Linked DNA regions of Homo sapiens: regions 2 and 3 are each linked to region 1. The links are chromatin contacts, found by Hi-C or POLR2A ChIA-PET in ENCODE. All regions are on one chromosome and are shown on one strand. The core of a region is the stretch at or near the end of the contact, and the rest is flanking DNA. Distances in the headings are between cores, read along the strand shown.

Region 1 (3,925 bases), core at 890-3,389:
GGCTGGTCTTGAACTCCTGAGCTCAGATGATCCGCCCGCCTCAGCCTCCCAAAGGGCTGGGATTATAGGTATGAGCCACTGCACTTGGCCTGTTTTTAAGTCTCCCTACAACACAGAGTTCACTGGAAGGGGAGTTTATGTGGATGCAGACAGTCCCACAGTCTCAGATTAGTATTCCTCTTTTCTCTTACCCTGACCACTTACTAAAATTGAGAGTTCAGGAAATAGAAGCGAACTTGGAAAGAACATGGCCCATCAAACCTGAAGTGAGGCTAACAATGTCAATCATAATAACGATAATTAACGTTTAGAGAGCGTTAGTTTGTGCCAGGTGCGCTCTAAACACTTCACATACATTAACTCATTTAGTCATCATAGCACCCCACGAGTAAAGTACTCTTAGTGTCCCCATTTCATAGGGAAGGAAACTGGAGGACTGAGAAGTAACTGAGCTCAAGGTCACAGGGCTGGTTTGCAGCCGTATTTGGAGGTTAACTCAACCTGACTTCAGAGTCCCTGCTTTTAGTTGTTTTTAACTACCATGCTAAGGAAGGAATAACAGAGATAATAAAAAGAAAATCTAGCCTTTATGGATCTCATCTGTGGTGCCCATGAATCATGTTATTTAGTCTCCCAAAGCCTCATGTTGTCACCTCTCTCACTATGATACCAGTTTCACAGGTGAGGAAACTGAGGCACAGAGAAGTCCATGTGCTTCCCCAACTCATGCCATTGTGTGTGGGGTACTGCCAGGACTGACCACAGGCCAGGTCCAGAACTCTTAACAACTCTGTGGCACCAGAAACTTCTTATAACACACTCTGGAGATTTTTTTCCCCCTCTTTTTAATCTTTGTGGTTATTTCTGTGAATAGCAGTGTTTTACCAGAAGAAGCCAAAAAGAAAAAAAATCAAACCCATAAGAAACACACTTCAGCTATAAAAACCCCAGGGTGAACTTAAAATAAAGAAAATAAACAACTCTGCAAAGGCTGAACAAGAGCTGTGAACTTTTTTCTTTTACATTTATTGTATATTCCATGGAGGGGCAGTGTTATCCAAACAGATACAGATCTCAAACCAGGGCCTTACGGGGTGATGGCTGTGCTAAAGTTTTTGGAAGTTTATGAGATTAGCTAGAAGACCTAGTGGGAGGCATCCTGGCTTGTCTAAAGCTTGCTCTGTGATCTTCCGTAAGACACTCTGTTGCAGTGCCTCAGTTTACTCATCTGTAAAATGATGAGGTGAGCCCCAAGAGCATCCTTTTTTGCTTCTAAAAATTATATATTTTTTCTTTTTTTGAGACAGGGTCATGCTGTATTGCCCAGGCTGGAGTGCAGTGGGGTGATCATAGCTCACTGCAACCTTGAACTCCTGGGCTCAAGCAATCCTTCCACCTCAGCTTCCTGAGTAGCTGGAACTACAGGTGCACACCACCATGCCCAGCATTTTTTTTTTTTTTTTAAAGATAGGGTCTTGCTCTATTGCTCAGGCTGGAGTGCAGTGGCATGATCACGGCTTACTGCAGCATTGACCTCCCAGGCTGAAAAGTGATCCTCCTACCTCAACATATTGAGTAGCTGGGACTACAGGCATGCATCACCATGCCCAGATAATTTTTTTTTTTTTTGTAGAGATGGGTTTCACCAGGTTTCCCAGGCTGGTCTTGAACTCCTGGACTCAAGCAATAAATATACCTGCCTTGGTCTCCCAAAGTGCTGGGATTATGGGCCAAAATTATGGTTTAAATTCTTAGAAAGGAAAAAGACTCATGCTAGCTTCTCACCATGGGCCAATTTCACAAAATCAGCATTTTCAGGCCTAAAAGTTCATAAGCCTCAATCTTCTTTATTTTCTTCTTCCTCTGAGAAACTAAGCTCAACCAATGTCTTCCATTCTGAAATGCTCTCAGTAGTTCGAGAGTTTATTTCTCCTCTGGAACAACTCAGAAAAAAAAAAAGTTAATAGGAAGCACATGGGCATGGTGTGTGAGCGTTCTGTGTGTTTGTGTTTGAAAAAAATACTTAAGGAGGAATATGTCAGGCTTGCAAAATGCCTGGGCTGTCTCAAGAGCAGTTTATAGCCATTAGCATCAGACTGAAGGCAGTTAATTGGGACGAAGCCCAGCTGCTGCCGCTGCCCTTCTGTCATCTGGGCTGTGAGGAGGATAAGAAAATAACCTGGACGATTCCCATGGTAGGGCGAGAAGAGAGCTGGAGACGTTGGCTGGTGGGGATTGAGGTGGGGGGTGGGGCCCTAGGCTCACCCCTGAGAATCACCTTCTAGATGGATCTAAGAGAGTGTGAAGGGCAGGATGGCGTGAGGGTTATGTGCCTGGGCGACTGCCTGGCTCATTTCCCACTGCCATGGCCGTGTGACCTTGGGTAAGTGACTGAAACATTTTATGCCTCAGTTTCTCCACCTGTAAGATGAGGGCAGTGGCAGTGCTCATGTCACGGGGCTACTGGGGAGATTAAGCCGCATGTTTATGTGCAGACATTAGGACAGTTCCTGGAGTCCTGAAGGAGTCCAGGAAATCTCATCATTTAGAGGAAGTGGCACCAGAGAAACTGGAGTCTGAATCCCAGCTCTGAACACTTATTGGCTCTGCGGTTTCAGGCAAGTCACTTGCCCTCTCTGAGCCTCACTTTCACCATCTATGAAAGCAGGGCTTATGGTGCCCACCTCACGCGGTTGCTGTAAGAAGAAAGAATATTATTCTGCATATCCTGCTCTGGGGAGGATAGGATGAGGCTCCTCTGGAGTCCTTGAACACTGTGAGCCTTTTCCTGCCGCGGGGCCTTTGCTCTTGCGTTCCCGCTGCCTGTACGGCCCGGCCCAGCTCTGGCCCCTCCTGTGGCAGCCTCCTTTCCATCGGGAGGCCCCTGACCACCTGCTGAATGCCGATCACCACTCCTGGTCCATACCACTGCTCACGGTCCAGCATGCCACCATGTTTTTGTCTGTCACAGGCTTTATCAAAATCTATAATTATCTATCTACTTGTCAATTGATTACTGTCCATCTTTCTCCATGAGGAGATTGTCTTTGTGTGCTGCTGTGCCCTCAGTGCCTAGAAGGGTGCCAGGTGTCAAGCTGGTGCTCAACATACGGAATGAATGAATGAATGAATGAATGGGGGCCTCTCCTACATAACTTAGATCACTTATTGTGTGGCTGAGGGGGTGTCAAAATGGGATACGGGGACCGGGTCTCCATTTCAACCTCTGTGGCCTCAGAAGCCCTGAGGCAGTAAGTCCAGTTTCTATTTAAAGAGCTGGAAAAAAACTGGCTTGAGATGGACTCAAATACAAGTTGAAGTTCAGTACCTTCACACACCTCCTGTTATCAGGGCCGGTGCCATCATTCACTCCCCACTTGGAGAGATGGGTCTCAGGAGTTTACTCCCTTCAGTGGGCCTCAGAAAGGCCCGACTGGGGACACAGACGTGAGAGCAGAAGCAGAGGAGGCAGGAAAGTGCCGGGGTTACAGCGATGGGCTTTGCAGTGAGGCTGGGGGTTGGGATTCCACCAGGCCCCCAAGACATCTGACACAGTCCCTTTGCCATTATGCTTACAATAAAATCTAAAATCCTTGCCCTGGTGTTGGACAAATCAGTCATTCCTTCTATGCCTCAGTTTCCTCTTCTGTGAAATGGGAATAATACAGTACCGTTGCTTGAGAGCGTCATGAAGGTTGTATGAGAGAACCCACAGAGCATCACCTGGCACCTAGCATGTTTGGTCAAGGCTGGCTCATGGCATCACTGACAAACTTGGACACAGACCTTACCAGGAAGCTATTCTCAGGGCTGGGCATGAATGCTTATCACCTGCTTTCCCTACACACATACCTAAGATTATTTATTCTCCTTTCACAATTTTTTTTTCCTGAAATGCTGCCCTTGACAATCATTTTTATTACTT
Region 2 (3,925 bases), core at 571-3,070, 98 kb before region 1:
CAAATACAATGGCGTTGACACCTTCCTGCCGTTTAGCAGGTGACACCTCATCACCAGCAATCTTTGGACGCTGGAAGAACACTATTGTTGGGAAATAAGTAGTGTAAAAAGTGCAGGTGAGTAGTTGGAGGGGAGACGGCTTCTCAACCTGCTAGTTAAGTGTAAAGGAAAATTGTTCCCATTATGTAGGTTCCCAGAGTGCCTGGGATTTTTTTCAGCACTTATCATCGTGAGCAGCAAGCTCTATATTTACAGAAGACAAAGGAGCTTCTTACTCCAACCCAGCTGACAATTTGTTGTAGGTTTTGCATGGAGGATTTAAATCCCTCTCCTTTTTCTTTCCTTTCAGATGCCCTTCAGCATTCACTGAGAGGTGGGGCAAGAAAGCGGGGGAAGTTGGCGAAGGAAGTCTGGGGAAGCAGTCTGTGTTTGTTAAATCTGTGGGCGGAAAATTAGGCATAGTCAGGAGACTTAACTCGCTCAGAACTCTCAACCCAAGTTGAGTGATTCTATAAGGAAATGGTCTCTCTCAAAGCGGCCGAGAGCACAGGGCTTCAAAGAAAGTCTCTGCTAATGAGCACTTTTCTGACAACCCCAAACCATCTTTAAAATATATTTTATGTTGGAAATAATCCTTTAATGCTGTAAAATACATAAGCGGGGGTACTTGGCATGAAGGTCCCTGGCTTAGGGAAGCATCATTATAAGGGATTAAGCCAACAAAGGGTACCACCCCCATCCAACACCTCAAACAATGTCATTCACCTCCGGGACATCTCTCAAGGCTGTTCCAACTTCTTCCTCACCCACCCCCGCCAAAATGACAACTGCAGATGTTTGCTTCTTGCCCTCACTCCTTACAGGATGGGACAGAGTGACTAGTGAGGTCACTCTCCTTCTCCCAGCCGTGCTGCAAAGAAAATAATCACTGCTGGAGAAGCCCAATCAAAGTCATCCTTTCTTTATTAGCCACAAAGACTAAACACCTTTTACTCAGCTGAAAAGAGAGAGGGAAGGGGGAAGAGAGATTTAAATACAAGGTTTAACCCCCAGTGGGGGAAAGAAATCTCCGACTTCCTCAGAAAATCCTTTTCAAATTGTATTCATCTTGACTTAATCCACATCTACCAAGTGAATGAGGCAGTATTTATTTTGAGAATCTATTTTATAGAGTTCCAAGGACTCTGTTTTCCTTGGGCAGGGCTTCCTCTCCGTTTCAGAGCTACAGGCTCCTGCAAGGGTCTGGCCAGGCCTTTAAACTTCCAAGGTGCTCGCCTCACATGACCAAGAAAATGTAAATAAACACAGCTGAGCTCAGGAGAAATTGGAAGGTTTTCTCGTTAAAGAAATAAAATAAACAGATGTCCTTAAGCACTTTGGCTTGTGTTTGTCACAGGATGGAAAGCTCTAGCTGTATGAACGGCAGAAATGAATTACAGCTACATTTCAAGGTAGAAGGGGGAAAAGGAAGAAAAGGAAAGAATCTGTGGTCCTCTGAATTAACTAATAGTCCTCGAGAGAGGGCACTTTTGATTTGAACCTTAGCAACTTCTACAAATAGTTTTTAACTGCTGCGTCATAAAACCGGGTTTTCTTTTTCTTTTTCTTTTTATTTCTTCTCAGTTTGTAAAGCAGTAACAGACAGGCCAAGCCGCCTATCGCCAACTGGATCTGATTGAATCCCTACAGTCCTGTGCTGGGTTCTGGATTCCGGAATCCAAGCCGGAATCACGTAATAACACCCGCGGAGGAATCGGGGAGGACTGTGGTGGAACGGAGAGGGCAGAGGAGCCGGTCGAGGAGCTGTGGAGATCAGGTCATGCTCTCTCGACCTGGCCTCTGGATCTGCAAGAAAAGCCAACACCAGGTGAATTCGGGGCTCCATCTCACCTCACAGATGAATGTGTGAAAGGATGGCCTGGGGATGGAGTTAAATGCAGATGCTTGGCTGGGTGCGGTGGCTCATGCCTGTAACCCCAGCACTTTGGAAGGCCCAGGCGGGCGGATCATTTGAGGCCAGGAGTTCGAGACCAGCCTGGCCATCGTGAAACCCCGTCTTTACTAAAAATACAAAAATTAGCTGGGTGTGGTGGCGTGCGCCTGTGGTCCCAGCTACTGGGGAGGCTGAGGCAGGAGAATGGCTTGAACCCAGGGGGCAGAGGTTGCAGTGAGCCGAGATCGCACCACTACACCACTGCACTACCGCACTGAAGTCTGGGTGACAGAGCAAGACTCTGCCTCAAAAAAAAAAAAAAAAAAAATGCAGATGCATGTTCAGTGAGTCTACAGCGGGGTCTGAGACTCTGCATTTCTGCCAGCTACCTGGTGATGCCAGACCGCCCTTCAGTAGCCAGGAGACTTATGTCACAGCAGGGCTCTACTAAGAGGAGTTTCCATCCCTGCAGCAGCAATCATGGAGTCCCAGCATTCATACATCCTCGATGTCTTAGTTTGGGTCTCCCAGGATGCTGACCCAGAGCCAAAGATTCACATGCAGGTGGTTTTTCTGGGAGGTGATCTCAGGAAGGGCTGTTGACACAGTGGGAGCGTGAGAGTGGAGGGGAAGGAAGGGTGGGTCAATGAGCAGGTCAATGCCTGGGCCACTGGGGCTCTGTCCCTCTGGGACACTGCCCAACGCACTGCAGAGGGTCACAGGTGCCTGCAGAGGGACATCGTCACACCCAAAGGAGCAGAGTGCTACGGGAATAATGGGGGAGGGGAGATTGACAGAATCTGTTATAATGAGGTTTCAATTCCAGCCTTTTAAGAAGGATGGTGGGCCGGGCGCAGTGGCTCATGCCTATGATCCCAGCACTTTGGGAGGCTGAGGTGGGTGGATCACCTGAGGTCAGGAGTTCGAGACCAGCCTGGCCAACATGGTGAAACCCAGTCTCTACTAAAAATACAAAAATTAGCTAGGCGTATTGGCAGGCGCCTGTCATCCCAGCTACTCGAGAGGCTGAGGCAGGAGAATCGCTTGAACTAGCCAGGCGGAGGTTGCAGTGAGCCAAGATTGCACCACTGCACTCCAGCCTGGGCAATAAGAGCGAAACTCCATCTCAAAAAAAAAAAAAAAAAAAAAAAAGAAGGATGATGATGTTATTCTATAATCAAATAATCACACCCAGAAATAAATAATTGCAACTGTGCTACTATGAGCACTGTGGTGCTATGAACCATCAGTAGGAGGTTTTTAACCAACTTGGAAAGATTGGGAAGCGTCCCTAAGGATACCACACTGGACAGGCAACACTGGTTAGACTAAGGGAGGGTAGGAAGAGTGTTCTGGGCAGAGCAACAGTGTGTGCAAAGGCCCTGTGGTGGGAAGTGCATGTGAGCAGGAGGCTGCAGCAGTGCTGGGGGTGGGTGAAAGAGATCAAGGTGAAAGTTGGCAAGGTTGGCAGGGGCTGGACCGCCCGGGGCCTGGAAAGTCATGGCAAAGAGTTTGCCTTAAGGGCAGTGAGCATCACTGCAGGGTTCTCCACCGGGTGAGGATGGAGAAGGTGGCACAATCCCATTTGCCTCTTGAAGCAGTTGTTTGGCTGCCCAATAGGCTGAGGGTGGTGGAGGCAGAGGGGAAGCAGGGAGGCAGCTGTCCAGACCCGTGGAGAGGGCGGAGGAGGCTGAAATGAAGGAGGTGGTGGGGGAGCTGGAGAGAAGGGGATGGGATTCAAGAGACAGACACAGCAATGATGATGGTTGGCGTATGGGTCAGTTAAGAGAGTTACGTGAGCATAAGACGGGTGACCTGACTTACTCTGGGGGACCCTCGAGGAAGTAACTTCTGAACTGTGTTATGAAAGAAAAGCTGAGCCTCCCAGTGAATAACAGGAGTAAAAAAGAAGGATGAAGAATATTCTAAGAATTCAGAATAGCATACGCAGAGGCCCAGACAGTTGGGAATTTGATGCCCTGGGTGAGCAAA
Region 3 (3,925 bases), core at 501-3,000, 65 kb after region 1:
CAATAAGTAGGGGTTATACCCATTGCTTTGGAAGCAATTCCATGAATATCACTGATGGGCAAAAAATCAGATGCTAAGCAGGTGTAATGTATTATTTTTAAAAAACAATCAGTGATTCTTCCTGCCACCTGCTCCCACAAAAAACCTAAACCAAACTAAACACCAAACCTGAATACATCTGTTTAGGAACACAAAAGTATGAAGAAAAATGTGGAAGACAAAAAGGTCAGGGGTTGGCAAGTTATAGCCTGAAGGCCAAATCTGGTGCACTTCCTGATTTTGTAAATAAAGTTTTATTGGAACACAGACACACCCACTTTGCTTACATATTGTCTAGGGCTGCTTTCATGTTATGATGACAGAACTGAGTAGTTGAAATGGAGATTGCATGGCCTGCAAAGCTATAAATATTTACTATCTGGCCCTTTACAGAAAAAGTTTGCCAATGCCTGTACTCAGTGATCAACATAGGAAAGATTAAGATTGTAACATATAAGCAACATGAACTACTATTAGTAACAAAGCAGATAAGATCTAGATGTACTAACAGTGAAAAAATGTCGAGATTATGAAAGTGGAGACTAGCAAATTGTGGTGTGTAAAATCTGATCCTCTTTTTGTAAAAAGAAAACTCTATGAATTTGTGGATGATTTTTATATTTATTAAAACATGTCTGCAAGGGTATATACCCAACAATTAACAGGGGTTATGTCAGAAAAGATCTATTTTTACTTTATATACTTCAGCATCATTTTATTGCTCTATGATAAGCATGTTAATTACTTTTGTAATTAAAAATGAAACCAAAAAAGGAAAAGAAAGTCACAAGAAACCTGAACCCCAAAGTGTGTAGAGGTTTCTGGTGAGGTGGCCTTTGTTCTTGAGTATAAAAGTGGTCCTTATATTTATTCAGATTCTCTAAGTGCCAGGTGTGAGGCCTGGCTGACACACAGTAGGTGCTCATTAAATAAATAATGACAGCTGGGCCCGGTGGGCCTGGTGGCTCACGCCTGTAATCCCAGCTACAGGCTGAGGCAGGGGAATTGCTTGAACCCAGGAGGCGGAGGCTGCGGTGAGCCGAGATCGCGCCATTGCACTCCAGCCTGGGCAACAAGAGTGAAACTCCATCTCAAAAAAAAAAAAAAATGACTGCATGAACGAGTGTGGAAGGAAATGAATAATGCAGCAAAAGAATGAAAAAGAAGAGAGAAGAGAATGAAAACCTGCCTTCCTCTGCTCACCCATCAAGCACCAGGAAATCAACTCAGGCTGAGAAAAGGCCTGCAGGACGTGCCGACATCCATTTTGACCTTACGAATGGCCAAAGATACTGATAGTGCTTCTTCCCTACTCCCAAAATCAAGGCAAATGACACACATGAAAAACCTCGAGTAAATTTTCTGCCAAAGATTTTCAGCTGCAGACCACCAACCCAGCTTCCCCTTGGCTCTGAGAATGCCTCGTAGTAAGAACTGACTGTTAGCAGAACCTATTTCCCTGGGGACGCAGCTCAGGGTTGACATGAACTCACAGTCTCGAGCAGAACGAAACTGTGAGGAGAGGTGGCTATCGGTGGCATCTCCTGGTGTTTGAGGAATGACGCACAGGGTTTCTTCACTTGCTCGGCTGAAAGGAAGGAGCATCTGTTTATGTTGTTGCTGCTGTTTTGACACTGGCCACTCATCGGCATGGTATTTGTGGAGAGAGGTGGCATAAAAACTGTATTAGTGTGTTCCCTCAAAGAGAGCGAGCTGCCAGGAGACTGCGTGCTACGCAAATCTTTTGTCCACAAACCACAAGTCAAAATGAGTTGGAATTTAGAGAGAAACACAGCTGTGTGGGTTGAGACATTGCTTCTTTACTGTAAGCTCCTAAATTTACCGATTTTATTTTTCTTATTTGCCCCCCTTCCTTCCTCCCTGTCTGTTTCCCTTCTTCCACAAATATTTATTGAACTTTTACTATGTGCCGATCGTTGTTCTAGGAGTGAGGCATGGAACAGCAAATTAAACAATGTCTCAGTCCCCCTGGAGATGATGCTCTAGTAGGGGTGACCTACAATAAACAGGAGGCGCTTAAATATTCATGACAGGGTGATCAGGGAAGGCCTCTCGGAGGAGGTGATATTTGAGCAGACCCCTGAAGTGGATGAGCAAGTGATGTGAAGAGGAGGTAGGAAAGAGCAACAGGACAGAGCAGCACATGCAAAGGCCCTGGGATGGAAATGAGCTGGATGTGTCTGAATGTCAGAAAGAAGAATCGTGTGGTTGGAACATGATGAGAAAGGGTCACAGGGAGAGAAGAACATGTCCAAGAAGTAGCCAAGGGCCAGCTCACACAGGGCCTTGTAGGCCCTGGGGAAGCTAAGTGTATTGGGAATTTGCTGGAAGGTTCTGAACAGGAGAGTGGCATGGTCATCCCAACGAGAGCTCCTTTGCTCCTACTTATTCACGCGATCTATGCCTATTCAAGGAAAGTTGGAAACCACAGAAAAGAAAAAGGAAAGAAAAATGCCACCCATGATCTTAGCATCTGTGCTGGTGGTTCTGAATGGCAGTGATTTTACTTCCCAGTGGACAGTTGGCAATGTCCAGAGACACTTCTGGTTGTCATAACTGGGGAGGGAGAGGAACTGGGGAGGGAGAGGCCAGGAATACTGCTAACCATCCTACAAGGCACAGGACAGCGCCATAAGGAAGAATTATCAGGCCCCAGTGTCCGTACATCTGTCCATACCGCTGATGTTCTCAAGGCCAACTCTAAACCTGTGTTTGGGGACATTTCTCCCACTTCCAACCCGGCTCATTCTAATCTACTTTCATTTTTAGTGTACATGAGCTCCTACCTAATCTTCTATGTTGATGCTTCCTTTCCACCGAACAGGAAAACATAACCATTCCCCAAGATTTTGTTCTAACACTACCTATGATGGTGTCACTTTCCTTAGCACTGAGGTTCCATAACCAGGTCCCATAACTCTTGGGTTAACCCGCGGAGTTCTCAAGCCCTCAGACCCCAGCATCCCCATGTGTAAAGTGGGGTTAACAGTACATCTGCCTCAGAGGGTAGTCATGAAGATGAAACGAATTAGAATATGTAAAGCATCAGTGACACACACTAAATATTATAGGAACATTTGCTATGATCACAACTCAAGTATCTCCCTTTCGTGTTTTCCAAGTTTTAATATTAGGAATAATGCTGTTAAAAGTATTTTTAAAGATAGATTTCCACGACTTCAAATATTGGGTCTCTCAGAGTGGGATGACATTTGAAAATTGAACTCTATGAGCTGTGCAAAACTGTCACAGGGTGAAATAGGAATGTTTCAGGAAGTCTCATTTTTCATGTGTTTAGATGTGCAACGACTCCTGATAGAGAGTTTCCCTGGGCAAAACACCTTCACTTTGCATCTTAAGATAATTGGGAATGCAACCTCTTACATAAAAGCATCCTTAGGGTGCCCTGCTTGGGATGCGGGGCTGATCTGGTATGAGGTTCTTATTTCAGCAAGCGTGGGCAACCCCTGCCCCGGGGAAGCCAGTGGGGCTGAACTCGCAGGCCTCAGCCTGCCAGGAAGAGCTCCAGGTGATGCCTCCAGGTGCGGGGTGGCCTGCGGAGGGGACCAGGCTTTACTTTTCCATTGTGTGCGGCCTCTGGACCAAACAGGAGCTCTAGCAAAATGCCCAACTCCCTCCTTATTCCGGTGGGTGCTTGCTCTGCCCTTCACTGTTCAGCAGAGGAACTAGAAAAGCACAGAGCTGCACAAAGGAGGTGCTCAACAAATCCTTGTTGAATGAATGAATGACTGATGAACAAACGGCCAAAGCTATTGATTCATCACACCGATTTCTAAAAGGAGGTTAAATGAGGCCAGCTTCTGGCTTGCTCAGAGTAAAATCTAAAGAGCCAAGCGCAACCCAT

Evidence for each region. Hi-C counts contacts between places; a loop is a spot of excess contacts on that map. ChIA-PET counts read pairs that join two places held with the same protein, here RNA polymerase II (POLR2A).
Region 2: a loop to region 1 is called in a map of IMR-90, with 1.9 times the contacts of the local background. The contact joins two enhancer-like sites. A Hi-C loop is called at or near these places in 1 of 168 maps with a recorded cell type or tissue (IMR-90). POLR2A ChIA-PET finds 5 or more read pairs at or near these places in 4 of 52 experiments (AG04450, Caco-2, IMR-90 and 1 more).
Region 3: a loop to region 1 is called in a map of DLD1, with 7 times the contacts of the local background. The contact joins two enhancer-like sites. A Hi-C loop is called at or near these places in 2 of 168 maps with a recorded cell type or tissue (DLD1 and astrocyte of the cerebellum). POLR2A ChIA-PET finds 5 or more read pairs at or near these places in 2 of 52 experiments (AG04450 and BJ).

The regions. Positions count from the first base shown.
Region 1 is chr20:47,017,510-47,021,434 of GRCh38, reverse strand. All of the region lies in intron 5 of EYA2 (EYA transcriptional coactivator and phosphatase 2), which reads right to left. Among named protein-coding and RNA genes, the nearest start is that of EYA2-AS1, 120 kb to the right of the region's middle. Within about 2 kb of position 2,139, at least 2 of the 41 ENCODE cell types and tissues checked have a DNase peak (open chromatin) inside an H3K27ac peak, as active enhancers do.
Region 2 is chr20:47,115,331-47,119,255 of GRCh38, reverse strand. All of the region lies in intron 9 of EYA2 (EYA transcriptional coactivator and phosphatase 2), which reads right to left. Among named protein-coding and RNA genes, the nearest start is that of MIR3616, 50 kb to the left of the region's middle. Within about 2 kb of position 1,820, at least 6 of the 41 ENCODE cell types and tissues checked have a DNase peak (open chromatin) inside an H3K27ac peak, as active enhancers do.
Region 3 is chr20:46,952,361-46,956,285 of GRCh38, reverse strand. All of the region lies in intron 1 of EYA2 (EYA transcriptional coactivator and phosphatase 2), which reads right to left. Among named protein-coding and RNA genes, the nearest start is that of EYA2-AS1, 53 kb to the right of the region's middle. Within about 2 kb of position 1,750, at least 4 of the 41 ENCODE cell types and tissues checked have a DNase peak (open chromatin) inside an H3K27ac peak, as active enhancers do.